Regions from separate parts of the Homo sapiens genome. Here region 1 is linked to region 2. Evidence: chromatin contacts called from ENCODE Hi-C data. All regions are on one chromosome and are shown on one strand. The core of a region is the stretch at or near the end of the contact, and the rest is flanking DNA. Distances in the headings are between cores, read along the strand shown. Region 1 overlaps IGF1 (insulin like growth factor 1). Region 2 has its middle 31 kb from the start of DRAM1-AS1.

Region 1 (4,613 bases), core at 1,537-4,036, 470 kb before region 2:
AGGCAAAGCCATCAGATTGCAAGGCAAGCCTAACCCCAAGGGAAGGAGAGAGAGAGAGTAGATTGGTTGGAAACATTTTTGGTGGGTCTATGGTCTAAGGAAAGTTCAGCAAAGTCATCATGGAGTTTTTGAGCCAAAGTTGGGCAATACAGTTGCCCAACAAATTTCTGTGTTTCTCAGAAATAGGTCTGCCTCAATGTCCCCACCATACTTGGTCACTGGCTCTTGGGAGGGGCCTGCCCTGTTCCAATCCACTAGAGCCAAAGAAGAGCCGTTGTACTGGCAGGGGGTGGGGGAATTCCTACAACCACATAAAAAGTGGGGTGAGGTTTCCAGAAAAAAACGTGATGCTGGGCTAACCAAAACTGTGTCCAGTAAGTACATATCCCTCACTCTGTTAAAGAAGCAGCCACATAAACAAGGAGTACACGTTTCTCAAAATGTGCACCTTGTTCTTTGGTTTTGAAGTCACATCCCAAAGTGCTGAGTAGATCGCATGACCCTCGCTTTGCCTGGCTGCCAGAGAGGAAAGGCTGATCCAACTCTCCTGGAATTTGAACTTGTGATTCCCTGAAGTAAAGAGATATCAAAGTTGATACTGAGACATCTAAATCATCCTCCACCATTTCACATGTCCCCAGGCCAAGCCAGCAAAATTGCTATAGCACATCCCTTTCAACAGGTAAAGGGCTGATATCTGAGCCCTCTTTCCAATCATCCACTGCTCTTTTCTTCTCATTTTGCCCTTTTTGGGAGCAGGTCAATGCTGAGTTAGTACTTTATGCTGTACAATAAGCTGCTGATATTCCATGCTGGACAGAATTTTCCCAGTATTTTTTATAGAGTGCCAGGCTTTTCCTAGACTTCATGTCATACAATACTTAACTTGTTTGGAGTGGGTGGAGATGGAAACATAGTCTATTGAAAACATCACTGCTTCCTCCCTGAAGTTTAAAGAGCCTATTTTTATCCTTTTAGATTCTATCTCTCAGGCAAAATCTCATAAAGATAAGTGGGGAGGAAAAAAAGGGGGTTATAATACCTAGGGAGTTTGCTTTTGCTAATTGAATACTGTGCTCCTAGACTTCTATAAATACCATTACAAATGGGTCCCAGCTTGTGGTAATACTCACCCTCCTCATTGAGTCTTCTGTCCCATGGCACAGCCTTTCCCTCCAAACTAGCATCTACCCCCATCTGGAAGCATGGGCAGCTCATGATATTATCAACTATTGCTATTGGAAAGTGATTTGGACTTGAAAGCACTAGATATTTTTTACCTCTTGGGGAGGCAGTTTAGCAGAGTGGTTAACTGGTGAGCTCCAGAATCAGAAGGAATAGGTCCAAATTCCAACCACTATTACATCTCCATCATAAGAAATTAGGCAAGTTGTTTATCCTAAGTTTCAGATTCCTTAAAGATAAAACAGTCAAGACAGTAGTACTTATCCCTGAGAGAAGTATAGGAAACAAGAAAATATATGCAATTTACATACATACTACAATCCCCAGCACATGACAAATGTTCAAGTAATGGGAACTGTTATTATTTTAGCCCTTTGTCTATCAGTTTGTTCCTCTGTGACCTCAAGCACATTACTAAATGTTAGCGAGCTTCAGCTTGTACGTGGGACTGACAGGAATAACACCGCATCACCTCATGTGGTGATTGTAAGGATTCAGTGATATTATTTTGTAAACTGTAAAGCCTTTGCAAATGTTAAGCAAGATTATTATTATTGCCGTTGTTATTAGTCCTCAGTGATCTTTTTTTTTTTTTTTTTTTTTTTTTTTTTTTTTTTTTTTTGGAGACAGAGTTTTACTCTGTCGCCAAGGCTGGAATGCAGTGGCACAATCTCAGCTCACTGCAACCTCCGCCTCCTGGGTTCAAGCAATTTTCCTGCCTCAGCCTCCTGAGTAGCTGAAACTACAGGCACACGCCACCACACCAGGCTAATTTTTTGTATTTTTAGTAGAGACGGGGTTTCACCATGTTGGCCAGGCTGGTCTCCAGCTCCTGACCTCAAGTGATCTGCCCACCTCGGCCTCCCAAAGTGCTGGGATTACAGGTGTGAGCCACCACACCTGGCACAGTAATCTTAATTGAAAAGTCTGTGGATAGCTTTCCAAAGGAAAGCTTGGAGCTTGGATAAGAACCAAGAGATAATGGGAGAAGGTGAATGGCCTCTTCAGGGCCTTTTCTAGCACCCTAAATATGCGTGTCTGTCCATAATGGGTAATCATATATATCACAAATCAAACCCTCCACAAACTTATTTCCTAATGTGTTTGTTAACCTTTCCTTCTAAAGGGTAAACTTCTTTAACCAACCCCAGTGAGCTGGAGGATCAATGTTTTCTTAATAGTCTTACCTTCGTTGGTGTCAATAGGAAACAGTATTTACTCACTACTGTTTTCCTTTTAAAAATCTGTCTAGTTGCATACTAGAAACAGTTTCAGCTGGTTTGTTTGTATTGGACAAGCTGCTGAAGTGAAAAGTTTTTGCTTGACTGAATGTGAGACAGTTTCATAACTCTTCAAGAAGTGCACCAAAGGTGGGTGCCAGCTCTGATGACGGCTGCTTCTAACATGCCTCCACTTGCCGCCCATTGTCAAGGGTGGCTGGCGTAATTAAGTTAAGACAATGAGCAAAGCAACAGATGCAACTGAGACCTAGTCCCTGAGTGCTTTTGTTTTGTCACTGTCATTGTCTGCAACAAAGAAGTCACATGTGACAGCCTGGGAAGAGAGCCAAATGCAAACCAGACGATATCCCAGCTGGTTTGAATGGCCTCCACCGTGCACGTGTGTGCATGGGAATCATGCTACTTGGTACAGCATCTGCTTCACTCAAGTGAGTTTCAGCCCATGGCTTTGCTGTGATGCTGAGACAGACCCAGAAGAAACAGACCAGGGAATCCCTCCGCTCAGACTTTACACTTTATACCTTGTGCTTTGAGAGAAAAGAAAAAGAATCTCTCTATTGGAGACAAAAAATAGGATGTATGTGGTTGGTCAATCTAACCTCAATTCTTTTTGCTATAGCCCCCCGCTAATTTAAAGAGTGAAGCATAGATGGTATCTTAATGTTTTCTTGTAGAAATTTGGGATTAATTTGGCTTGAGAGGAAGAATGGAGATTAAACGCTTTATGAGGCTTTCTTTTAATTTGTTCCCATTTCATTCCTGAATATTTTCTTAGTTTGGGCATTGCAGATGTTTAAAGAACTTCTTATTTTGAGCTGGTATGCCTCTTAAACAGAAAAACAAAAGGTAAAATTCAAATTAGTGTGTTTCTCCGCCTGTTAATTAATTTGGTTAGTAGTTAGGCAGAGAGATGGCATCCTTAATAATATCTATTTTGCGGGTTTGATCAGCTACAGACCATCAACAGTGTTGATTGAGAATTGAACAAAAACATTTCAAGGAGTTTGGGAACATTAGGGATGCTATTCTGTGGCCCCATGTGTCCTTCTCTCATTTTTCTAGAGAACTCCTATAAGAAAGCAGAACACGGCCAGGCATGATGGCTCATGCCTGTAATCCCAGCACTTCAGGAGGCTGAGGCAGGCAGATCACCTGAGGTCAGGAGTTCAAGACCAGCCTGGCCAACATGGTGAAACCCTATCTCTATTAAAAATACAAAAAATTAGCTGGGCATGATGGCGCGTGCCTGTAATCCCAGCTACTTGGGAGGCTGAGGCAGGAGAATCACTTGAACTGGGAGGCAAAGGTTGCAGTGAGCCTAGATCACACCACTGCACTCCAGCCTGGGTGACAGAGTGAGACTCCAACTCAAAAAAAAGAAAGAAAGAAAGAAAGAAAGCAGAACCCAATGGAAGATTAAGAACACACATTTAGCTTACGCCTGTAATACCAGCACTTTGGGAGGCCAAGGCGGGTGGATCACAAGGTCAGAAGTTCGAGACCAACCTGGCCAATATGGTGAAACCCCATCTCTACTAAAAAGTACAAAAATTAGCCATGCATGGTGGCAGGCGTCTGTAATCCCAGCTACTACAGAGGCTGAGGCAGGAGAATCACTTGAACCCGGGAGGCAGAGGTTGCAGTGAGCTGAGAACGCGCCACTGCACTCCAGCCTGGGTGACAGAGCGAGACTCCATCTCAAAAAAAAAAAACAACAAAAAAAAACAAAACACAAGTTTACTGGGAACTTAGCAGTAGATGCTTTGCACCACAACAAATGTATCTTAAGTGGTCTTTTGTGATATTTGAGGGAAAGTGCCAGAATTTAAAACAAATGGCATTTCAAGTTATTCTATACAAATGCCCAGTTTCTTTCTACCATCTTTTTTTCCTTTTTGCAGTGGTCACTGAGCTATTTTAGTGAATGTTTTTACACAATGATGCCATCTTCCTTCTACTCAGTCAGTACAAGATGTTGACCATCGACTCATAAAACACTAGCTACCTTTCATGAAGGACTTGGTGATAACTCTCATGTTCCAAGTAGAACCGGAAAACATGTGTAAGAAAACCTGCCGATCCCTATGGGCCTTGGCCAATAGGTATTATTCCCAAGGGGTGGCAGTTTATCTTTTTCCCCAGCCTTCATATTAAAACCTCTCACCTTCTCCAGGTCTCAGGTCTGTG
Region 2 (5,242 bases), core at 2,414-4,913:
ACACCATTGGCATGAAGATGCCTATTGGCAAATCTTTTCAACAAAGATTTCAGTAATGGGTCTGGAAGAGGTTATTAGGAAGAGGGTAAAACGATATAGATGGCAAACAAAAGCAAAGAGCAGCCACATAGATGGTGGAATAAAGCAGGTGAGTTGTTTTGTATCCACTAAATGGAAAACTCTGGGGCAGGTCCCAGAAACTGTGTTTTAACAAACCCTCCAGGTGATTCTGATGCACACTAAAGTTAGCAAACCGCTACAGCAGAACCGTGTTTCTCAGCCTTGGCTGCACACTGAAATCACCTGAAATAATAATGCTTCCATCTGACTTCCTGAAATTCTGATTTAATTGCTCCAGGCAACAGGGTTTTAAAAAAAAACTCTCCAGGTGATTCTCATGTGCAGCCAGAGTTGAAAACTGCTGCTGTACAGGGAGAAGACAGTTGAGGGTATGCAGTCGAGAGGGAGGTGGAAGGGCTATAACAGCATCTGCCATGCACAGCTCTGGCTGTGCCAGGCAAACTGCTAAGGCTGGGCATTTCAAGCTTCAATGGGCAGGCATAAGGATCACCAACAAGTTCCCAGGTGCTTTACAGGCATTGCTTCAAGGAATCCTCGTGACAAGCCTACAAGGCAGGTGCTAGCATTATTCCCACTTTACAGATAAGGGTACTGAGACACCAAGACGTTATCTGACTTGACTGAGGCGTGACAGAAAGGAAATGGTAGGTCTTGAAAATTAGGTCTTGATTCCAAAGTACTTATTCTTTAAAAAAATTATGATAAAATATACATAACATAAAATGTACCACTTTAATCATTTTAAAGTATTTACAATTTCATGGTATTCACAATGTTGTACAACTATCCATTTCCAGGAATTTTTCACCATCCCAAACAGAAACTCTTGTCCATTAAGCAATAATTCCCCATCTCCCCCTGTCCCCAGCCCCTAGTAACTTCTATTCTGCTTTTTCTTTATGAATCAAAGTACTCATTCTTAATCACTATGTTTCAGGATTGGCTCAAATATGAGATGGAGGTATCAAATTTGATCAAACTTTTTCCTTGAATTGATGGCATGTCTGAGCTAAGTGAGGCCACCATCAGCAATTTGTTCCCAAAATATGGAACAACTTGTAACTTCCCCCAAACAGCACATCCTCTTTTGCCTGTGTGCCAAAGCACATGCCAATTTGTCCAGGACATGTGCCTCTTCCCTCCTCGCCTTCATTTAGCAAACTCCATCTTCTTCTCTAAGTCTCTTGCCAGGCATGACCTCTCCTGGGGATCTGAATCAAGTGCTTCAACTAGTGTGGTCCCATAGACCAGGACTTCAAAAGCTGACATTCATTCCAATCACCTAGGGATCTTGTTAAAATGCAGATTCGCATTTACTGAGTCTGGCTCGGGGCACTAAGATTCTGCATTTCTTTCTTTCTTCAGACACAGCGTCTCACTTTGTTGCCCAGGCTGGAGCACAGTGGTGCAATCATAGCTCACTGAAGCCTCAAACTCCTGGGCTCAAGCCATCCATTCTGCTGCCTTAACTCTCAAGTAACTAGGACTACAGATGTGTGCCACCGCACCAGCTAATTTTTTTTTTTTTTTTGAGAGATGGGGTCTTGGTGTGTTGCCCAGGCAGTCCTCAATTTCTTGGCCTGAAGTGATACTCCCACCTCAGCCTCCCAAAGCTGAGATTAGAGATTTGAGCTACTGCCCTAGGACTTAGATTCTGCATTTCTACAGAGCTCCCAAGTGATAGTCATGCTGCTGGTCCCTGAACAACACCCTGAATAGTGAAGCCATAGGTTGTGGTGCTTTGCCATGGTACATATTGCTACAGCATCCCCTTGACTGTTTCTCTACTGCACTATAAATATCTTGAGGGCAAAAACTCATCTTATTATTATATTCCTGGAGCCTAACATTGTACTACCCACAGTGACAATAAATGTGAATAGAGCAATAGATAAACGAGCAAACAGCCTGGAAGGCTAGAAGGAACCAGATCTGTGAGGAACCTCATAAGCCACACTAAGAAATTTGAAATGTATCATGACATTACAGGCAGATACTGAAAGGTCTGAAAAGGGTGATAGATCAAATGTTTATGTGCAGTGTGTAAGATACGTTGGAAAGGACCAAGATTGAAGTCAAGGAAACCGTAGCAAGCTACTACACTAGTCTAAGCAAATAATTTTGAAGGCCTGAACTAAGGCAGTAATAGCAGGGAGAATGTAATGGGAAGAGGATTCAAGACCATATGGACGGGTTGACCATACATCCCCATTTGCTTCAGACAGTTTACCCTGGGTATGATTATTAGTAGTGTCCCATTTGCCCCCCAAAATGCCCTAATTTGGATGATAATTATCTATTCATACTGTACATAGGAGCCTTTTCTTTTTTTTCTTTGAGACGGAGTCTCCCTCACTCTGTCGCCCAGGCTGGAGTGCAGTGGTGCAATCTCCGCTCAATGCAACCTCCGCCTCCAGGGTTCAAGTGATTTTCCTGCCTCAGCCTCCCGAGTAGTTGGGATTAGAGGTGTGTGCCACCACGACGGCTAATTTTTGTATTTTTAGTAGAGACAGGGTTTCACTATGTTGGCCAGGCTGGTCTTGAACTCCTGACCTCAAATGATCCACCGGAGTGGGCCTCCAAAAGTGCTGGGATTACAAGTGTGAGCCACCACACCCGGCCAGGAGACAATGTTAATAGAACATGGGGTGTGGGCTTTGAGCAAAGTGAGATGTCTAGGATAATGCTCATGTTTCTGCCCTGGGTGACCCAACAGATGGTAATATCATTGACCAACCTAGGCAATCCAGGAGACAAAGCAGTAGGAGAAGTTTCTCTTTAAAATAAAAATATTTAAGTTAAGGAGCCATTGCAAAGTATTAAGTAAATTTTGGTACACAGCATGACAAGAAATTTCAAAAGAAGCACAGATGGCTGAAGTTTGGAACACTGATGGAAGGTATCACCAAGTGAAAACATCCTCCCTCCCTGGCGCTCTGAATCAAATTAGTTTCAGAGCAATGTACTACATTAGGAAACCTTCCCTATGTGCTATTCAGACCAACTGCAGACGGGCTGTCACAAAGGCCAACGAATTCCGAGTTTTGTTTCTCACTCCTTATTCTCTTCCCTTCAAGTCATTGCTGTGAATGCTCCAAACAACTGGATCACAGTTGACTGCGGTCATTGAGACAGTCAATATAAAGATATACCAAGCCACGGCCAGGTTGAGTCTGAAGACCACATCGCTTGGTTCAACTGTCCTGAGTCAAAGGTCAGTAACACCAAAATGTTCCACCACATTTAAAAGCCTCATGACTCAAGATCCTTCCTAATCTCTACTCATATTTGCCAACATCTCAGCTTTTTTCTCCTGCCTACAACATTTCAACAAGTAGGTAATTATTTAATAAATCTCAGAACATACCTTTGCTTCTTCTGGCCAGAGACCTGGGGTTTTCCCGGTTTCAGTTTCAAGGTGGCTGTTATTTAAGGGTCCAAATGCAATCAAGCAGAAGAATAAATTCACCTGCTAGAGCCTTTTAAGAGAACTTTAAAACAAAACTGTAGCTTTTCAAGTATTAAAAGGAAATGAAAGACTGAACTAAGCTCAGTATTCATTTTAATATGCGTGTTAAAGGTTATGTTTGCAGCTGTCAAAGCACTGGCCAATTCTAAATACATCACTCTTCACCTTAAATCAGATGTCTTAGGTGGCACCCAGAACCTGCTACTCTGGGCTGACCCTGAGTAAAAGGATTGTTAAAGAAGGTGAAGTTAGTCTTCCAGGCTTTCCTGTCACTCATGCTGATATTAGCCTGATGAGCAAGGGAGAGCAAGAGAGCTGGAACCCAGGAGCCAGAGTCCTCACCACTTCCTGCTGCTGCTTCAGCTCCAAGAAGACTAACTTACATGCTGCTGATCTGATATCACATCCATACATGTGACAAGACTGAGGACTGAGGAAAACAACCCAATTCAAAAACGAACTGAACAGATGTTTCTCCAAAGAAGATATATAGGTGACCAATAAGCACATGAAAAAATGACCAACATCATTAATTCTTAGGGAAATGCAAACCAAAATACTATGAGATATCACCTCACACCCATTAGGAAGGCTACTAACCAAAAAAATGGAAAATATGTCAGGTGCTATGGTTTGTGCCTGTAATCCCAGCTACTTTAGAGGCTGAGGCATGAGGATCTCTTGAGCCAAGGAATTGGAGGCCAGCGTGGGTAACATACCAAGACCCTCAAATCTCAAATAAATAAATAAATAGGAAAAAACAAATGTTGGCGAGGATGTGAAGAAATTAGAATCCTTGTGCACTGTTGGTGGGACTGTAAAATGGTACAGCTGCTATGGAAAACAGTATGGTGGTTCCTCAAAAAATTAAAAATAGAATTTCCATATGATCCAGCAATCCCACTTCTTGGTATATACCCAGAAGAATTTAAAGCAGGGTCTCAAAGAAATATTTGTACACACATGTTTGTAGCAGCATTATTCACAATGTGGAAGCAACTGAAGTGTCCATCAACAGATGATTGGTAAACAAAGTGGGTATAAATGTACAATGGAATCTTACTAAGCCTTAATATGGAAAAAATTCCAACACATGCTACAACATGGATGGTGCTGAGACATTACGCTAAATGAAATAAGCCAGTCACAAAAAGAGAAATGCTGTATGATTCCACTTATATGAGGTATCTAGAATAGTCAAAATCATAGAGCCAGAAAGTAGAATAATGGTTGCCAGGGGCTGGGGCAAGAGGGAATCAGGAGTTATTGTTCAATGGGCACAGAGTTTCAGTTTTACAAGATGAAGAGGGTTCTGGAGATGGATGGTGGTGATGGTTGCACAACATTATGAATGTATTCAAAACCACTGAACTGCACACTTAAAAATGGCTACGACGGCCAGGCGTGCGTGGTGGTGGCTCACGCCTATAATCCTAACACTTTGGGAGGCCCAGACAAAAGGATCTCTTGAGTCCAGGAGTTTGAGGCCAGCCTAGGCAACATAGTGAGACCCTATCGCTACAAAAAATACAAAAATTAGCCAAGCACGGTGGTGCACACCTGTAGTCCCAGCTACTTGGGAGGCTGAGGTGGGAGGATCACTTGAGCCCAGAGGTTGAGGCTGCAGTGAGCCAAGATCACACCACTGCACTCCAGTCTGGGTGGCAGAGTGAGATCTGTCTCAAAAAAAAA

The links. A loop is a pair of places that touch in the nucleus more often than their neighbours do. Pooled maps may share reads with other maps.
Region 1: a pooled map shows a loop between it and region 2 (4-fold over the local background). The contact joins two enhancer-like sites. A Hi-C loop is called at or near these places in 3 of 37 single-sample maps with no recorded cell type and 3 of 50 pooled maps.

Annotation. Positions count from the first base shown.
Region 1 is chr12:102,404,289-102,408,901 of GRCh38, reverse strand. All of the region lies in intron 3 of IGF1 (insulin like growth factor 1), which reads left to right. LINC02456 (long intergenic non-protein coding RNA 2456) reads right to left here. Exons shown (of 13, transcript XR_007063427.1): 8 at 1,281-1,414; 9 at 1-570. Among named protein-coding and RNA genes, the nearest start is that of IGF1, 74 kb to the left of the region's middle. Within about 2 kb of position 2,786, at least 5 of the 41 ENCODE cell types and tissues checked have a DNase peak (open chromatin) inside an H3K27ac peak, as active enhancers do.
Region 2 is chr12:101,930,317-101,935,558 of GRCh38, reverse strand. No RefSeq gene overlaps it. Among named protein-coding and RNA genes, the nearest start is that of DRAM1-AS1, 31 kb to the left of the region's middle. RefSeq lists enhancers at 3,419-3,528, 3,889-4,008, 4,828-4,907 and a silencer at 5,118-5,167. Within about 2 kb of position 3,663, at least 3 of the 41 ENCODE cell types and tissues checked have a DNase peak (open chromatin) inside an H3K27ac peak, as active enhancers do.